Linked DNA regions of Homo sapiens: region 2 is linked to region 1. Evidence: read pairs that join two places in POLR2A ChIA-PET (ENCODE). Cell type or tissue: Panc1. All regions are shown on one strand. Each heading gives the region's core, and the rest is flanking DNA. Links, peaks and the distances in the headings are about the cores only. Region 1 overlaps RERE (arginine-glutamic acid dipeptide repeats). Region 2 overlaps RERE (arginine-glutamic acid dipeptide repeats).

The links. ChIA-PET counts read pairs that join two places held together with the same protein. Peaks named below come from ENCODE experiments on the same cell type or tissue, not always from the same donor. Only the 100,000 strongest peaks of a DNase experiment are listed, where the experiment ranks them.
Region 2: POLR2A ChIA-PET joins it to region 1 with 15 read pairs; 14 of 35 experiments call an interaction of 5 or more read pairs at or near these places.

Annotation. Positions count from the first base shown.
Region 1 is chr1:8,649,202-8,659,384 of GRCh38, forward strand. It overlaps RERE (arginine-glutamic acid dipeptide repeats), which reads right to left. Exons shown (of 23, transcript NM_001042681.2): 2 at 6,772-7,240. The coding sequence starts at 7,096. Among named protein-coding and RNA genes, the nearest start is that of SNORD128, 160 kb to the left of the region's middle. RefSeq lists an enhancer at 2,842-2,921. In Panc1, for the core only: no CTCF peak of the experiment used is centred there; no DNase peak of the experiment used is centred there.
Region 2 is chr1:8,714,302-8,724,484 of GRCh38, forward strand. All of the region lies in intron 1 of RERE (arginine-glutamic acid dipeptide repeats), which reads right to left. Among named protein-coding and RNA genes, the nearest start is that of RERE, 98 kb to the right of the region's middle. RefSeq lists a silencer at 6,798-7,038. In Panc1, for the core only: CTCF peaks have their summits at 4,810 and 5,010; no DNase peak of the experiment used is centred there; H3K27ac peaks cover 1,678 bases.

The DNA.
Region 1 (10,183 bases), core at 1,754-6,753:
CAAAACAGGAGTAATGGCTGACAGACAACAAAGAAGTTAGATCTGACTCAAGGACAATATACAATAGAGCCCCACAAGGTTTTTGTTTTGGTTTTATTTTTAAACAAGTCTGTTAAATCATTCATTGGGAAGTAATACAAAACAGACTTCCAGAAGTCTTATTCTAATTTTAACATCATCAATGAGTCAATAATTTTTTTTAATGTTTCTAGAAATTTCTTTATTCAACAAATATTATGGAATACAGGCTGGGCGCGGTGGCTCTCACCTGTAATCCCAGCAGTTTGGGAGGCCGAGGTGGGCAGATCACTTGAGGTCAGGAGTTCGAGACCAGCCTGGCCAACATGGTGAAACCCTGACTCTACTAAAAACACAAAAATTAGCCGGGCGTGGTGTCACACGCCTGTAATCCCAGCTACTCTCGAAGATGAGGCAGGAGAATCACTTGAACCCAGGAGGCGGAGGTTGCAGTGAGCTGAGATTGCACCACTGCACTCCAGCCTGCATGACAGGGCAAGACTCCGTCTCAAAAAAAAAAAAAAAAATGTATATATATTATGGAATACACACTATGTGTACACTATTGTCAGTAGATGGCAGGAATTCAATGATGAGTGGGGGAAAATAAGAATTGCTGTTTTTTTGGAGAAGGGAGACTTATTAATCCTAATAAAATTATTACTGTTCTAAGTGCTAGAAGAAAAGATACAAAAAAGGCTATAACAGTATTTATTAAGGAAATGTATTTGACTAACCTGGGAGAAAGGCAGTGACACTGGGGTGGCAGAGCTTAAGAAAAGATAAGAATTAAGTGTGTTACCGAGACGAGAAGAGCAAGTGCAAAGGCCCCGAGGCAGGCGGGAACATGGGCAGTGTAAGTAACAAAATCTATTATGCTGAGCTCCTAAGGACAAAATTAAGGTAATCCCAGAGTTTAGCAGCAAAGGTGAAAAAGACCTGGTTGTGACAACGCATGAGATTAAACCGTAGTGATAAATTCTAAATAATATTTAATTTCTCCATAAGATCACATGCTTCTAAACACTAAACAATTTAAATATAGCTTGGGACAGAAAAGTATGATTATATGAAAGCCTACCTTTATCCTCAAAGTATCCCTGCTATGCTCATTCTCAGTGACATTTCGAGAGGTCCCTATAATTTATACTTATTCTGAGTAGTAAAACCAATTCAGAGATGTAGAAAGCAATAAATATTTGAAAAATCTTAATTTGTGCTTTATATCCCATAGAAATAAATGAGTATTAAAGATCTATTCACTTGGAAGCGGTGGTTCACGTCTGTAATCCCAGCACTTTGGGAGGCCAAGGTGGGTGGATCACCTGAGGTCAGGAGTTCGAGACCAGCCTAGCCAATGTGGTAAAACCCTGTCTCTACAAAAAATACAAAAATTAGGCCAGGAGCAGTGGCTCACGCCTGTAATCCCAGCACTTTAGGAGGCCGGGGCGGGCAGATCACAAAGTCAGGAGATCGAGACCATCCTAGCCAACATGGTGAAACCCCGTCTCTACTAAAAACACAAAAATTAGCTGGGCATGGTGGCACGCGCCTGTAATCCCAGCTACTTATGAGGCTGAGGCAGGAGAATCGCTTGAACCCAGGAGGCGGAGGTTGCAGTGAGCCGAGATCGCACCACTGCCCTCCAGCCTGGCGACAGAGTGAGACTCCATCTCAAAAAAAAATAAAAATTAAATTAAATTAAATAAATAAATAAATAAAAATAAATTAGCTGGGTGTAGTGCCACGTGCCTGTAATCCCAGCTACTCAGGAGGCTGAGGCAGGAGAATTGCTTGAACCCAGGAGGCAGAGGTTGCAGTGAGTTGAGATCTCACAACTGCATCAAGCCTGGGCAACAGGCTGAGACTACGTCTCAAAAAAAAAAATCTACCATTTAAAAACTAGTAATTTGGCCAGATGCAGTGGCTCATACCTATAACCCCAAGACTTTGGGAGATGGAGGCAGGAGGATCACTTGAGGCCAGGAGTTCAAGACCAGCCTGAATAACATAGCAAGACCCCATCTCTACAAAAAAATTGTTAATAGGCCAGGTGTAAGCACACCTGTAGTCCTAGCTACTCAAGAGGCTGAGGCAGGAGAAGCAATTGAGCCCAGGAGTTCGAGGATGTGGTTAACTATGATCACGCCACTACCCTCCAGTCTGAGCGACAGAGTGAGACTCTCTGTTTTTTTTTAAGCTAGTAATCCATTGAAGATATCCTTTACAACATTCTCCACAGATCCTAAGCTTTTAAGATACAACTAAGCACACAGGATCTCTGCAAGTGGGTGAGGATAATGGTTTTTCATCACTAACAAAGGATGTTATTGTAGTAGTTTATATCAAGAAAGTAAAAGACCAGGTGCAGTGGCTTAGGCCTATAATCCCAGCACTTTGGGAAGCCAAGGCAGGAGGATGACTTGAGCCTGGGAGGTCAAGGCTGCAGTGAGCTGTGATCATACCACTGACAGCCTGGATGACAGAGCAATACCCTGTCTCAAAAGAAAAAAAAAAAAAATCAGGAAACAAAACAAAGGAAAGAAAAAACTCAACCCCCATCTGGGAATCTAATCACAGTACTCTGCTGGTTTTTTTGGTTTTGTTTTTTGTTTTTTAAGAGACAGTCTTGCTCTGTCACCCAGGCTGTAATATAATGGCATGTAGTTCACTGCAGCCTTAAACTCCTGGCCTCAAGTGATCCTCCCACCTGAGACTCTCAAAGTGCTGGGATTACAGGTGTGAGCCACCTTGCCCAGCCCAGCACCCTACTTCTGATTCTTCAGTTTAAGTAACCCTAAAGAACAGACAATATTTAACAAATACTCATTTAGAGAAAAAGCTGTTTGGAGAAGGCAGCTAACTCAGCTTCAAATCCATCACCAAAACGAAAGGAAACCACTGAGAAGGTCAAAGACAGTCTCCTTACCAAATAGACATCCACTGGACCTGGCAGGATGCAAAGGCACAGCCCCCACTCAAGCAAAAGGGTGCCTCACATGGAGCTGTCTTGCTCTGGGTGCCACGGAAATCTTCCAAACCATGTGTGGCCTTTATAGATCCTTCATAATACACTTAGCTTTCAGAGACAGCATACCTTTCTCACATGTCACAAAGGTTTTCAGATTCACTGAAACACTACCAGCCTCCACAAATACATAGTTCTTGCCCAAGCACTTTAAGAACCATTCTGTAAATAAGTCCTTAGCAATCTCCCTTCACATATTCTTCCAGACTCAAGAAGGGAGGTGTATTAGTCCATTCTCACGCTGCTATAAAGAACTGCCTCAGACTGGGTTATTTATAAAGGACAGAGGTTTAATTGATCCACAATTCCACAGGGCTGGGGAGGCCTTAGGAAGCTTACAATTATGGTGGAAAGAGAAACAAACACATCCTTCTCATATGACAGTAAGAGAGAGAAGGGCTGAGCAAAGGTGGAAAGGCCCCTTATAAAACCATCATATCCTGTGAGAACTCACTCACTATCATAAGAACATGATGGCGGAAACTGCCCCCATGATTCATTTATCTCCACCTAGTCCCGACCTTGACACGTGGGGATTATTACAATTCAAGGTGACATTTGGGTGAGGACACACAGCCAAATCATTATCAGGAGGACTTCCTATAATCATAGTTCACCACGCCCAGCTAATTTGTAAAAATTTCACTACAATCATAGAGCACTGCAACCTTGACCTCCTGTGCTCAAGAGATCCTCCCACTTCAGTCTCACAAGTAGCCGAGACTAAAAGCACACGCCACTGTGCCCAGATCCAAGACTGTTTGTGGTTTGTTGGTTTATTTCTATTTTTAGGGAGATACTCAGCAGAAACAGGGTGCCACAGTCCCATAAATGGGAAAAATAGCCGGTGTTTTTCATGTTAAAGAGGTTTCCTTAACTGTCGGGCTTCTTGGAGTCACTAATTCTGACTCTCTCATGAGGGAGACTGTACAGGCAGCATTTTCCACACATATTTGACTACTATTTTTGGTGAAATGTCCCCACTGACACCAGAATAACGTTCCATATTATAAATGCTGAGAAAGGTTAGCATTCAATACTGCACAAGGCAGCTTGCCTTTTGACAGTGATCCAAACTGTATTACCACATTAAATTGTTATCAAGAGAAAGGATAATAAAAAAGTAAATCTTTCCTTATACTGAAGTTATCATAATGTAATCTATATCTAAAAGAGTTGGCCAGGCGCGATGGCTCACGCCTGTAATCCCAGCACTTTGGGAGGCCGAGGCGGGTAGATCACGAGGTCAGGAGATCGAGACCACGGTGAAACCCCGTCTCTACTAAAAATACAAAATATTAGCTGGGCGCAGTGGTGGGCGCCTGTAGTCCCAGCTACTGGGGAGGCTGAGGCAGGAGAATGGCGTGAACCCGGGAGGCGGAGCTTGCAGTGAGCCAAGATCGCGCCACTGCACTCCAGCCTAAGCAACAGAGCGAGACTCCACCTCAAAAAAAAAAAAAAAAAAAAAAGGGTTAACATGTTTTGTTCCTTTCCCATGATTTAGATGTGCGTACGCCCTAAACAAGCAATCTGTGGTAACTCTGAGAGATTCTTCAGTCACTAAGAAATTCTTACTGCCCAATAGCTGAGTCTACATCAAAGATAAATACAGACAGTACTGTAACCTACACACATCATTTAATCGTTACAGCAGATTTCTAACTGCTCTAAAACCTCCACTCTGATCAATTTATATCACACAAATACCTTCTCAGTTAATCTCCAACCAAGAAATTGTAGCTGTGAATGCAAATTTGTCTGTATTAAGTTCTAGCACTGACTTTTTTTTTTTTTGCGGGGGGGAGGGGTGGAGACAGGGTTTTGCTCTGCTGCACAGGCTGCAGTGCTATGATGTGAACGGGGCTTACTGCAGCCTTGCCCTCCTGAGCTCAAGGGATTCTTCTACCTCAGCCTCCTGAGTAGCTGGGACTGCAGTCTCATCACACTCCCAGCTAATTTTTTACTGTTTTGCAGAGATACGGTCTCACTATGTTGCCCAGGCTGGTCTCCACACTACTCAAGCAATCCTCCCGCCGCCTCAGCCTCTCAAAGTGCTGGGATTACAGTCATGAGCCACCGTGCCCAGCCCCACTGACATCTTTTGAAATTTAAAAAACTCCTGTGTGGGAGAATGAAAATCTGGAACTTGACGTGAAGTTCATAACAGTAACAGCATTCCTCAGTAAAATGATTGTTCCAGATTATGGACATAACACAGTGAAGTATTTTAATCTCCTTCTCAGAAAAACATAAAAATGGGCAGCTTTAATCTGCTAATTACATCTCATACAAAATTCATGTCACTCTTCAACAGTAAAAGTAACTCAAACAAAATGATTTCACCTAGGTTTTACTGGCTTCTGTAAGAAAGGATCTTGTTTTGTTTTTTTTTGTTTTTTTTTTTGAGACAGGGTCTTGCTCTGTTGCCCAGGCTAGAAAGCAGTGGTGCAATCATGCTTCACTACAGCCTCGACCTCCCAGACTCAAGTGATGCTCCTGCCTCAGCCTCCTGAATAGCTGGGACTACAGGTGTGTGCCACCAGGCCCAGCTAATTTGTAAAAATTTTTTGTAAAGATGGGGGTCTCACTACGTTGCCCAGGCTGGTCTTGAACTCCTGAGCTCAAGCAATCCTTCTGTCTCCGCCTCCCAAAGTGCTGGGATTACACTGTGCCCAGCCTAAAAAAGGTGTCTTAATACACACAATACATCAAATGAAAAGGAAAGGCTTTGCTAGTGTTCAACAGGTTTTGACTCACTTGTTTCCCTGATCTCATCTAAAAGTTGAGTCTGTCTTTTTTTGAGCAATGCTATAAGCCACAATATACTGGTGTGACCATAATACATTTTCTGGAAAACCAAGCAGGTTAGATGACTACTTCTATTATTGTTGATTAGAGAGCCTGAAGCTCAAATTTTTGGAAAAGGAAGTTAGCAGGAGCAATACATCTCTGATCTTCAGGGCTTTTTTTTTTTTCTGAGACGGAGACTCGCTCTGTTGCCCAGGCTGGAGTGCAGTGGTGTGATCTCGGCTGACTGCAACCTCCACCTCCTGGGTTCAAGCAATTCTCCCGTCTCAGCCTCCCAAGTAGCTGGGATTAGAGGTGCACACCACCGAGCCCAGCTAATTTTTGTATTTTTAGTAGAGACAGGGTTTCATCATGTTGGTCAGGCTGGTCTCGAACTCCTGACCTCAGGTCACCACCCGCCTCAGCCTCCCAAAGTGCTAGAATTGCAGGCGTGAGCCACCATGCCTGGCCTAAAGGCCATTTTTAAAAAGTACCTCTCTAGAGTCTGGTCGATCCTGTCCCAAGGTAAAATTTCCTGTTTCCAAGAATCTTAAGGTTTACTTGTCTCCACCAAGCAGTCAATTCTGCAGGGTCACCACAGTCTCATTTATGATTGAAGATTAAAAAGCAAGCATGAATTCAAAAGACAAAAAAATACTAAGCAGATGGTCCAGTTAGAGAACAAGCAGCACAGGAAAATAAGAAAAGAACTCATGAATGCATAAACCAGGACACAAGAGCAAATTAAGGCAGACACAAGCAAGAAGTGGGTGAACCTAACTGACCAAAAGTGGGTCACATGTTTACCAAATTAAGTTTCCTACTCTTCTAGATTCCAAGCCTTCCTTAAAGTGTACAAAGCGTATTTATTTCACCATAATGCCAAGATCATTCCCCCACTGTAAACATTGGCAAGACCCAAACGTAAGGCTCCTTACCTCCTGGTCTGTAGACCACATCATCTTCAGTGATGTAGGATGTTATCTCACCGGTATCTGTCCTTTCATAACGAGACTTTTTTTTCGGTGGTTTCTTCTTATTCTTCTTCGTGGACTCCTCTGCGGTGGCACTATTGTTGTCATTGTCCTCGTCTTCACTGTGATCACTCTCAGCATAATTTTTGGCTCCTCCTTCCAAGGTACAGCTCCGGCGTGGCCTTGAATTCTCACTCTCTCTTGCTTTGTCTCTTTTCTCTCTCTCTCGGTCCCGGTCTCGGTCCCGGTCCTTCTCTTTGTCTTTGTCTTTGTCTTTGTCCGCTGTCATGATTCGCCACGTGCCTTCTTCTGTCCTCTCACGGCTAGGCCTCCGTGAAAGGTAGACAGTAAGCCTGGGCTTCAGTCTTCTGAATTTCTCACTCAATTCCAGGGAAAATCCAACCACTCCAACAACCCCAACGTTTCAAAAATGCTAGGAGAGAAAAAAGAATGGTTTTAACGCTTTTTCATATTTGTTTCCTAAAATAATGTTTTGTTAAATGAATCTCTTACTTATTCATGCTTTACACCTAAAAACTTCGCACAAGCCACAGGAGAAAAATTAAGTGTTAAAATTTAAAAACTACAGTTTTTGGTCTCAGCAAATGGTTTGGGGTTTTTTATGACACCAATAATAAAAACTGTCTGAATGCCTAAGAGTAAACTACACTTCCTCCACCTTACATGTTTTCTCCTTTTTAAAGAAAAAGCAAACCAATACCCTGGTAGACAACATATAATGGGTATTATTATACAAAAGGAGCTTCATAACTCATAATATTAATTTAAAGAGGAAAGAATCTGTAGTAAAAATTATTTCCAGGCCAGGCACTGCGGCTCATGCCTTGTAATCCCAGCATTTTGAGAGGCCAAGCCAGAAGGACCACTTGAAGCCAGGAGTTCAAGACCAACCCTGGCAACAAAGCGAGATCCCATCTCCAACATAAAATAAAATATTTCTACCTGAAAAAATAGTAATAGTTTGCAGCACTGTCAAAAATGTCTCAGGATAGGCCGGGCGCGGTGGCTCACGCCTGTAATCCCAGCGCTTTGGGAGGCCGAGGAAGATGGATCACGGGGTCAGGAGATCAAGATCATCCTTGCTAATGTGGTAAAACCCTGTCTCTACTAAAAAATACAACAAAAATTAGCTGGGTGTGGTGGCGGGCGCCTGTAGTCCCGGCTACTCAGGAGTCTGAGGCAGGAGAATGGCGTGAACCCAGGAGACGGAGCTTGTAGTGAGCCGAGATTGTGCCACTGCACTTCAGCCTGGGCGACAGAGCGAGAGACTCCGTCTCAAAAAAAAAAAAAAAAGAAGAAGAAAAGAAAAAAAAGTCTCAGGATATCGCATAGAGCACTATATTCTAAAGATATTTTCTGGCTACTTCTACAAACTCCCAGAACTTCCTTCAAGAATAAAAATAATATTTAACTCAAACGAAAGTGAGAGCTTCAGAGCAAGATTTTTCCACCTTCAGTTACATTTTACACATCTTTTCATCCTACCATTTTCAGTTATGTTCCAAGGAAAATGATCTCTCTAAAGATGTATTACTGGCCAGGCGTGGTGGCTCACACCTGTAATCACAGCACTTTGGGAGGCCAAGGCAGGGGGATCACGTGAGGTCAGAAGTTCGAGACCAGCCTGGCCAACGTGGTGAAACTCTGTCTCTACTAAACACACAAAAAGTAGCTGGGCACAGTGGCACACGCCTATAGTCCCAGCTACTTGGGAGGCTGAGGCAGGAGAATCGCTTGAACCTAGGAGGCAGAGGTTACAGTGAGCCGAGATCACACCACTGCACTCCAGTCTGGGCAAAAGACTCCATCTCAATAAAGAAAAGAAAATGTATTGTCTCTGCCTTAACAAAACATAACAGCTTCCAGAAACAAGCTTCCATCTTTCGGGAATATTAAGTGGTTTTTACAGTCTTCCAGATTTCTACTATAAATGGTATCCCTAATAAAGTACTCCCCAAAAAGAAACCCAACAAGAAAAGTCTTGAGGTTTTTAAGCGTCTGCAATGGGAAAAGTGAATCCCAAACTCCAAGCTAACACAGTTCTTACAGATATTTTATAGCAGGAAAAAATTTTGTCTTTCTAAGTCAGTTTTGGAATAGACCTAACAATAAATTTATAAATAAATAATTTATCTTTTGTTTTTCTTATGATCTTCCCCAATACCCTATCTCACTTATTCAACAAATCTTTACTAAATACTATGTGCCAAGTGTTAGAACTAAAACCACAATGGAGGAGAAAACTCATGGTCCTTGTTCTCAATGCTCAAATGCAACAAAAGGAGGCAACCGATCAATCTAAGAAGCTTCTGTTTCTCATGCAACTAGGGTGAGAAAGGAAACAGTGCATATAAACAAACAAAAGATTGGTCCTCTTTACTTGACAACCACAAACAAATCAGTTTGCAGTTACATGCTTCAGATGCAGAGAAAATTCTCTTTGGTCAGCCAGGCATGGTGGCTCATACCTGTAATCCCAGCACTTTGGGAGGCCGAGGTGGGCAGATCACGAGGTCAGGAGGTCGAGACCATCCTGGCTAACACGGTGAAACCCCATCTCTACTAAAAATACAAAAAATTAGCCGAGCGTGGTGGTGGACACCTGTAGTCCCAGCTACTCGGGAGGCTGAGTTAGGAGAACCGCTTGAACCCAGGTGGCAGAGGTTGCAGTGAGCTGAGATCGTGCCACTGCACTCCAGCCTGGGCAACGAGAGAGACTCCATCTCAAAAAAAAAAAAGAAAGAAAGAAAGAAAGAAAAAAGAAAATTCTCTTTGGTCATGCTAAAACCATAACAATTACCATATATTCTCTGCAGCGCTCTTAGGTCAAACCTCTTACCAGAAAAGACCTCCTCATAAGCATCTCAAATATCCTTAGACATTCAGCAAAATAGAAAGTATTTAGTCTTTGGAAGATAGGTGATGAAGGAGCAATCATGCATCATAAGCTACATTAGAAGAAGGAACGCATGTAGCACAAAACTAGATTACTTCCTTCTATGTAAGAAACATGCTGTTTCAAACAGGATTTCCATTTTCTAAACATATTTCAAGAAAAGGAAAAATTATCACTGCCTACAAAAGTTTTGCCCAGATGAACCGTCTGCTAAACAGATAGTCATAAACTCCCAAGTCCTGGTAGGCTACTAGTGCTAGCAACTGAAAATACAGAGACCTACTACTTCCTCGACAAGTCTTAAGTTTAGAGCATGAACGAGCCAATCATGAAAGAAAGAAAACTATCAGGCCAGGGGCGGTGGCTCATGCCTGTCATCCCAGCACTTTGGGAGGCTGAAGCGGGCGGATCACCTGAGGTCAGGCGTTCGAAGCCATCCTGGCCAAGATGGCGAAACCC
Region 2 (10,183 bases), core at 2,175-7,174, 66 kb after region 1:
CATCATTCAAGTAACAACTCATCCTAAAAGGCCCATACTGGCTTTCAGTTGAGTGTATTCTGTATTATGCTCTGGCGTCTTTCCTGAAAATTGGAAGACAATAGAGTAACGCCTTCAAATTTTTGAGGAAAATAGTCTCCAACCTACAGTTCTATACCCGGCCAAACTGTGAGATAATCAAGGATGAGCATAAAATAAAGACATTTTCAGACACACACAGCCTCAAAACATTTACTTCCCATGTACCCTTCTCAGGAAAATACTTCACAAACAACAGAGGGAACCCCAACCAAGAAGCCATGAAAAATGATCTGAGAGTCATATGAAAGGGAAGTCTTCTTCCAACAACTCAGTGGCAGATCTAGACACCAAAATGAGGCAATGGGTTCCAGGAGGATAGCACCAAGGCTGATCTATAGATTAATATTTTCCATTACACTGATTTTCCAATAGTTCTGTTGGAAAATTTAAGGGTGATTTAGAGACGGGGCATACAAAACAAAACAAAGAATCAAAAGAGAGACAATTATTAATTCCAGGAAAGAAGTTGTACAAGAAATGTAATTCAATCATACCACAATTTTTTTTTTTAAGACGGAGTCTCACTCTGTCGCCAAGCCGGAATGCAGTGGAGCGATCCTGGCTCACTGCAACCTCCGCCTCCTGGGTTCAAGTGATTCTCCTGCCTCAGCCTCCCGAATAGCTGGGACTACAGGCGTGCGCTACCACGCCTGGCTAATTTTTGTATTTTTAGTAGGGATGGGGTTTCACCATGTTCGCCAGGATGCTCTCAATCTCTTGACCTTATGATCTGCCCGTCCTGGCCTCCCAAAGTGCCGGGATTACAGTCGTGAGCCACCACGCCCAGCCCACAATATTTGTTTTAAGCTATAACAATATATACATGCCTATAATAATATAAACATTCGGCTGGGTGCGGTGGCTCACACCTGTAATCCCAGCACTTTGGGAGGCCGAGGCGGGCAGATCACCTGAGGTCAGGAGTTCGAGACCAGCCTGACCAACATGGTGAAACCCCGTCTCTACTAAAAACACAAAATTAGCCAGGCGTGGTGGCAGGCGCCTGTAATCCGTGCTACTGGGGAGGCTGAGGCAGGAGAATCGCTTGAACCCAGGAGGCGGAGGTTTTGGTAAGCCGAGATTGCACCATTGCATTCCAGCCTGGGCAACAAGAGCGAAACTCCGTCTTAATAATAATAATAATATAAACATTCAATACTGATTTAACCACAAATGGTGATATTACCACAATGAGAAGGAAGAGGAAGAGGAGAAAGTAGAAGATATATAAAAGGTGACGGGCTGGCAAGGAGGCTCACATCTGTAATCCTAGCACTTTGGGAGGCCACAGCAGGCAGATTGCTTGAGCTCAAGAGTTCAGGACCAGTCTGGAAAACATGACAAAACCTTGTCTCTACAAAAAATACAAAAATTAGCCAGGTGTAGTGGTGCGTGCCTATAATCCCAGCTACTCAGGAGACTAAGGCAGGAGGATTGTTGAGCCCAGAAAGTAGAAGTTGCAGTGAGCCATGATCATGCCACTGGATTCCAGCCTGGATGACAGAGCAAGACCCTGTCTGGGGCGGGACGGGCGGGGAAGAGATTTAAATGGCTAAATTTAAATTACTCATTGGGTAAACTCAGCAAGTGATGTCTAAAATAGAAAATAAAAACAGGTCAGGCACAGTGGCTCACACCTGTGGTCTCAGCTACTTGGGAGACTGAGGCGGGAGGATCCCTTCAGCCATGGAGGGCGAAGCTGCAGTGAACAGTGATCAAGCCACTGCACTCCTTCCTGGGCAACAAAGTAAGGCCCCATCTCGAGGGAAAAAAAAAAGACAAAAAGAAAAGATAAAGAAGCCAGGCATGGTGGCTCATGCCTATAATTCTAACACTTTGAGAGGCCAAGGTGGCAGGATCACTTGAGCTCAGGAGTTCAAGTCCGGCCTAGGCAACACTGCAAGATCTCATCTCTACAAAAAAAAAAAAAAAAAAATTAAAAAATTAGCCAAGTGTTAGGGCACACACCTGTGGTCCCAGCTATTTGAGAGCCTGAAGGATCACTTGAGCCTGGGAGGTCAAGGCTGCAGTGACCCAAGACTGCACCACTGCACTCCAGCCTGGGCAACAGAGCAAGACTCTGTCTCAAAAAATAAAAATAAAACATAAAACATAAGCATGTCCTTTAGCAATATTGAGATAAGTGACAAAATAAATGGTTTTAAAAGTTCAAACAGTTTGCCTCTGAGAAGTGAAACTCAAGGATGGGAGGAACTACTAAAATAAACAAACAAAAAAAAATAAACAGTACACCACCACTTGATTAAGTACGTGCACATATATTACCTAGAAAAAAAAATCATATGAAATTAAAAATTAACACAAATGTTCCCAGAAGATCTTTGCTACCTTTTTTTAAAAAAAATTCACTAACCCATGTGCTTTGATCACCTGGTGAAGAAAGTAATAAAATTTCAGAATGGAAAAAAAGAAAAGGAATAAAAAAAAACCTAGCCAAAGAAGCAATCAATCTTTTTAAGACGTAGGCATCGGACTGAAATTTATTTTTCTTCAGAGGGCAGGCTGTACTACATTTTGCAACCTGCTAGTAAGACTCCTGAAATTTGGCCCCTCGATAATAATAATCTTATACCAAAAAGAAAGGAAAAAGACACAATCACAATTTTAAAAAATAAATGATATAACAACTCAATCACTATAATTTTAGTATGTATAAATGAGAAATACATCACTAACTAAAGTAACAGCTTTTAAAAGAAGCAGTAGGTGAAAGTACAAATAGATCATCCAGCTTCAAAAAACTTAATGAATTTTTAAAATCATTTTTAGCATTTTACCCATTTGTTTATTCACAATTATGTTCCATAGTCAGCTAATGGTTTTTGAAAAAGAGAGTAAGAATAAGATGGATAAGGGAAAGGAAAATCAAGCATGTTCTAAATTGCAAGTTAATCATTAGGTCAACAGTGGTAGTTTTCAGTATTTCTCAAACACAATAACGCCTTGTCATCGATTGAGAATACTGAATTTTAATGCCATTGTTTTGTCAATAAAAAGTGCTTATGTACACTTCACGAGTTCATTAATAATCCTCTAAGAAGACCTAAATTAAAGCTTGGCAAGCAGTTTCTCATGAAACAAAATTTGCTTTAGTTCTGGTTTGTTAGAACTAAATGCACCAAGTGGCAAATTAAGATGTAGAAACATACCTTAAAGGTTATGCTTTGAAAGTATTCAATGACTCAAACAGAGGCATCATTAGGCAGTAGCAAAATAAATACTAAGATTCCTATTTCATTTGCAATCTGTTAAGTTTCAGACAGATAATTTTACAATGACCACCAATAGCTATCAGGATAAACTTCGAAAGGAGATAGACATACATTCCCTAAATTTCATCAGAGGACTGGAAGGTAACCAGGATAGATCCCATTTTCAGCATTAAAAGTGATCAAAAGAGTCCAATAATTCACATAGAAGATGCCATTGTGCTGTCTATACTGTGTGTATTTAATGTCCATGGGAATGCTGACATGTGCACTCCAAGTGGTGATTGAAGAGTCAACTAAGTAGGGGGAAAGGGCTTGGAGCAAAAATTTCAACTAAAAATAATCCAGTTACAGGAGAATAGTACCAGGCAAGCTGGAAAAACTATAATCAAAGTCTGTATTTCCAGTTTCAATAGTAAACACAGTTGTTAAGAGTGGTTAACACACAAGACCATAAGTGCATGCAATTTCAAGTCAGAAACATCTGTTTTACCAATAGTATCCCTGTTATGTCCTCCATTTCTTTACTAAAGCAGAATGTGAGAGTAAGAACAAGAGCAAGCACAATGTATGAAAGAAAGTAAGCAGTCAATTTACCTTAGAAAACATTAGGACTTTCATATAAGTTCCTAAAATCATAAATTCTAAAGCCGTTAGATTTCTAGAACTTGACAAGATTTCTTTAAAAAACAGGGTCAGATAAGAATTTTGCCTTTCCTCCTATTAGTTTTTAGTCCCCACCAGCTGAAGCAGGGTGCCCGTTTCTACACCAAAGAGCGGCAAAATGAAGAAAATCAAGCAAATTACACAGCAAAGGCAGAAATGCCTTCTATTTCATGAGAAAAGAGAAATGGTGCAAGCCAATGGATCACCAACCTCAATGCACTGAACAGCTGAATTTTTTTGTTTAGTTCTGAGAATAAAGCTGTGGTTTAATTTCATCAATAGTGAAGTTTAGTCCTACCTATTTTGCTGGGTGATTTTAAATGGTAGGTGACTCTCTTCATCTGGTACTCTAAGAGCAGGCAGCAACATTTCATCCTTAGTTCTGACTGAGCTTCCCAGTCTTCAGCAAATTTAGCCTAGTGGTAAAGGTCTCTAGCTCTGGAGTCAGATGGCCAGGGTTCTCCTAATCTAAGATTTTCTAACTGCATAACCTTGGGAAAGTCTCCATATGCCCATCTATACAATGTGGTTAATAACAGTACCCACTGCACAAGGTTATCATGGAGATGAAATGAAATAATTCAAGCAAGGCCTTGGATGGAGTGCACAGCACACAGGAAATGCTCAGTGAATGCCAGACACCATTAACCGTGTCATCTTGGACTCTGTCATCGACTTATTGTAAAAACCTGATTAAAACAATTAAAGGAGGGCCTAAATCACCCCAACAGTGAGGGTGGTAATTCATTATTTGTCTGTGAAGTACATCACCCCACTAAAAAAAAGAAACAGGCAGGGGGCAGCAAAATCAGCATTTTGCTTTTCATCCTTGTTACTATCACTGCTACATTATTTATGTGAACTGGGAAGGAGTGTGTCCGGACAGATGCTCAGCTGGGTTCTGCAAGCAGAGCATCCATCACAAAAGGTAGTGCCTGTCTCAGGAGCAAGCCCCTTTCCTGCCTCCTCTCTCCCCTTCATCAGTCACCACTAGGGAGAGCACAGTGGAGCCACACAGCAGCTGGGCAATGTCAAAACATTATTGTCCAAGCACTCTGTTCAATGATTTTGATGAAATAAAGTAATCCACCCCTAAATGACTCATTTTGTCCCAAATTAGCATCCTTAAGGTAATTATTAAATATCCAAAAGGATCCAGGGTGTATTAGAAACAAAGGAGGGGGTGAGGAACATTGATATACTACCAACAGGCACCCTACTATAAATTTACTAAAACAGGAATCATGAAATGATTGAAATGACACCAAATTATACAACATAAACATAGAGGAACAAATGACAGAGATTTGCCCTCTGCTTAATTCAGCTTACATAGATGTCTATCAAAGACAAGTTTCTACAGAGTCACAAGCACACTGTATTCAAATAATCTTCATTTCCATTTTCTCTGGACAAGCGAAAGTAAGCCTACCACAACAGTTAATGGGTTAAAAACTGTCACATTTTCAAAACATTTACATTATTTAAATGCTTATGTGTCTACCACCACCCCCAGAGAATTAATCACCTCCTTATTACTGTCACCTCTCTACCCTCCATATAATTCTACTGCTGCGTTTCTCACAGACTTAAAATTATTTTCATATAAATTGGTCTTTGCTGCTATATGAAGCAACTCAGGGCATGGAGCACGTTTGATTCATTTTTGTATTCCCAAATCTTCCTGAATAATTTACTCACTCATTAATGGAACTTACAAGCCCTAATATGTGCCAGATGCTTTGGGGCGGCTGAGGCGGGCAAATCATGATTTCAAGAGATCGAGACCATCCTGGCCAACATGGTGAAACCCTGCCTCTACTAAAAATACAAAAAAAAAAAAATTTAGCTGGGCATGGTGGTGCACGCCTGTAGTGCCAGCTACTCAGGAGGCTGAGGCAGGAGAATCGCTTGAACCCAGGAGGCAGAGGTTGCAATGAGCCGAGATCGCGCCACAGCACTCCAGCCTGGCGGCAGCAAGACTCCATCTCAAAAAAAAAAAAAACAGCACAAGCACTTAGAATACATCTATGAACAAAGTAGAAAGACACTCCTGACCTCAAGGGGTTTACATTCTGCAGGGAGAAACAAACAATAACCAACAGATTTTTTTGTATTCTATAAATTTCACACAATATTCAAAGGCAGTAAGTGCTAAGAAAAAAAAGTAGAGCAAGAAGGATTAAACATATGCAGAGGGTAGGTACCAGCTGGAGAGAGAAGAGAGACAGACAGACAGAGTCAGAGAGAGAGCAAGAGAGAGAGAGAGAACAAGAACGAGCAAGAGAGAGCAAGCGAGCCGGCAGGACTAGAACACAACTGAGGGTGGAGGGTGCCGGCAACGGACGAGTCGAGTCCAAGGTCAGGGTAGGCCTCATAGGCCACTGTAGGGGAGTTCTTATAATTGTATAACCCCAAGAGTAGACAAGAAGCACACATCCCAAAATACGTTACTTGTACATGAAACATCCAGGCTCCATTAAAATTAAAAATCTAGCCGGGCACAGTGGCTCACGCCTGTAATCCCAACACTTTGGGAGGCTGAAGAGGGCGGATTACTTGAGGTCAGGAGTTTGAGACCAGCCTGACCAACACGGTGCAACCCCGTCTCTACTAAAATTACAAAAATTAGCCAGACATGGTGATGCACACCTGCAATCCCAGTTACTCAGGAGGCTGAGGCAAGAGAACTGCTTGAACCCAGGAGGCGGAGGTTGCAGTGAGCCGAGATCACCACCACACACCAGCCTGGGTGACAGAGCGAGACTCTATCTCAAAAAAAAAAGTTGTTTTAGTATTTCTCAGGTACCCGATAGGTCATCTTAGAAGGAGCCCACCTTGAAGACACTGCCCTAGGCTGGTAAAACTTGGACAGTTAACACTGCATTCCTCAGACAACTGGGAGCACTGCAGAGGTCTGCTTCCCCAAGCCCCTGAACGACAGCCTGGGACTTCCCTGCAGGCCTGAACACAAGATCTCAGGAAATGGAAGAGTTGAACCGAAAGAGTTTTTGTATTTTTCCACTCAAGACTTTTTTATTATTATTTTTTTAGAAGGAGTCTCGCTCTGTTGCCCAGGCTGGAGTGCAGTGGCCCAACCTCGGCTCACTGTAACCTCCGTCTCCTAGGTTCAAGCAGTTCTCCTGCCTCAGCCTCCCGAGTAGCTGAGACTGAAGGTGCCCACTACCACACCCAGCTAATTTTTTTCTATTTTTAATAGAGAGAGGGTTTCACCATGTTGGCCAGGCCATTCTCAAACTCCTGACCTCAGGGGATCTGCCTGCCTCAGCCTCCCAAAATGCCGGGATTACAGATGTGAGCCACCGTGCCTGGCAAGAGATTCTTAAAACCTCTTCTGGTGAGAAGTGAGGCACCTGACCAGGACCAATGGGATTTGGTGACTTGGTCTCACACCTGCTTTCTCTCTGTTGGAAGGGTTGCTGGCCTCTATTAGAAATTTTAATTACTATCTGGCAAAAATATGTTCTCCTTTCTGACTGCTTAAATATGTAAGATGGGTCCCTCAGTGCTAGCTAACCTCAAAACTCAAAACTAAATCATCTTAATAACATAAACCCTTATCTCTGTCTTGACAGCAGTAACACGGAGCTGAACAGTCAGCTACCAGCATATCTCATTTCATTGCATTTGCTTTGCTGCGCTTTGCAGATACTACTTTTTCTCACCTAGCAAACTGAAGGCTTTGGCAACCCTACATCAGGGAAGTCTACTGGTGCTTTTTGTTCTTTGTTTCTGCTTTCTTCAGCCCTTTTTCTGTCTATGAAGCCAACCTCCTCTACTGCACTCATTGGAATGCTTACATTTATTCTACTTCATAAGGTATTGCCCAATTCTAGAACCACAAATAAAGCCAACTGAAATCTTTAAACGATATTTGTTGTAATTGTGTCTTCTGACAGAAACACAACTCAATCCACGCACAGGTCTTCCTGCCTCAACCTTTGCTAACCTAGCACCCATCTACCTTCCCCTTGGCTATCAAACCAATGTTTCTGAAACTCAATTCTGGTAACATCCCTTTTCTACTTAAAACTCCCATTAGCTTTTTCATCCAAACTATAATGACAGCGATACTAATATTTATTGAGTGCTAACTGTACACCAGGTACTGCTGTAAGTATTATACATATATGACAATATTCCTACAGGATAGGCACTATTATTACCTCCTCTTTTATAAGTGAGCAAACCAAGAGACAAAGGTGTTAAGTAACATCTGTTCAATAAAGCCACAGACTTGGCCTTCATATCCCTGGGTTCCACATCTGTGGTTTCAACCAACCACGGACTGAAAATATTTGGAGGAACAAAAAAAGGATGGTTGCTTCTGTACTAAACATGTATAGAATTTTTTAAGTCTTTATTCCATAAACAATACAGTATAATAACTATTTACATGGCCTTTACATTGCACTGAATACTATAAGTAATCTGGAGACGATGTAAAGTATAAGGGAGGATATGGTCTAAAGTATGTTGGAGGATGTGCATAGGTTACATGCAAATACGACACCATGTTATTTAAAGAACTTGAATGTGTGTGGATTTTGGTACCCACCGATGGTCCTGGAACCAATCCCCCACGAATACTGAGAGAGGACTATGTAGTTAGTTTCAGAACCTGCATTTAAACTCAGGCTCTATACCTCAAAATAAAAAGCTATTTGACATGGAAATTCAATTAATCAACAGAGTTGTCTTTGACCCTCTACCTATCAAAAACTACTGACAGCACAAACGATTCAGAACTTTCAACAGAGAAAAGAGAAGGTGTCCAGAAAGGAATGCTGAGTCTCTCTTAACACAGCTATCAAATCCTGAATGCCTCACAAACATCAGATCAGCCATCCATCACCAAAATGGGAGGGGGAGGTAGGAATCGAAACTGCAGAATGACAACAAAGAAGAATAAAATCTAACAACTCAGCAACAATATACCCTCAGGTTAGAGATAAGGAAGAATAAACAATTCAGTCTGAAAGGACTTCTACCAAGAAGAGATTAGTAATTAGACTGAATGGCTGTGGTTCAATATAAAGTATAGAAATGCAATTTTTTTCCCTCTAAACAGAACATAGGCACAACCCCAGAAGTTACTCAAGAGGGCTTTAAAAAAGAAAACAAACTCTAAAACAAAGAGTATCTTTAAACACTAATCATTGTTTTTTTTTCTAAAATCACTATTAGAACACTACCTGACAAGGTCTTTAAAGGGTTCACTGTTGATTAAGCCATTTTCATGGCCTAGTAAGTTTGAGTTCTATTAATTCAGACTGTGCTATGTACACTGAAATTTTGTCTTAGGCAGGCTCAACAGAACAGTTCTTCAAATTAAGCAAGTGCTTAATGTTAGGTAGAAAAAATATGTCGCTGTGAAATATATACTGTCCAAGTACTATTTGGTGCCAACAAAAGCTAACAAACAGGCTGTGTTTTTAAGTCTAAGCAGAAGAAAAGTAACCACTACCTGTACAGAATACAGTTCGGCTCTTTCAGTATTTCAGATAAAAAGAAGGACTGAAACCAGAAACAACCTACTTTCTAGCTCTGAATTACCATCATCACATTGTATAAATCATTAGGTGGGGACAGAATACACCAAAATAGAAATCACAAGCTGAAAGAGCCTTGAATTCCTTCCCTTAAATGAAGCTCTTATATCAAATGAATCTATATAGTCTCTGTGTGTTCCAGCATTTTGTCAACTTGTAAATCAAAGATTTTGTTCCATAGCCCTTCTCAATTTTCTACATTTAACATCTGACAAAAACCAGCTTTTATCTTTACCAAAGATATTCTATCCCTAGAAAGTCACTATTTAAAATGATGTCATTTATATCATGTAACATATTAAGAAATACATTTATTTTATTTTTGGTAGTAACAAAACAACCCTGGATATTTGCATAAATTAAAGCTGTCAATAAGAAACCACTTCTATATGTATCCTTCTTTGGGTTTCTGGCTCAGGGGTTGGCAAAAATGGGTTATACATTTAAATAATATTTCAATCTTAGGTTAAGGAAAATTTCTCCTGTATATTTCAAGATACAGAGAGACTCTGCCGATTTACATTCAAATAAAACAAAACGTGAGTAATACTGTCTATATCAATGTTCTGTCACTTGCCAGAATAAAGAAAACATTTAGTAAGTTAGTTAATTTCAAGTCTGAGAATTAAGCAA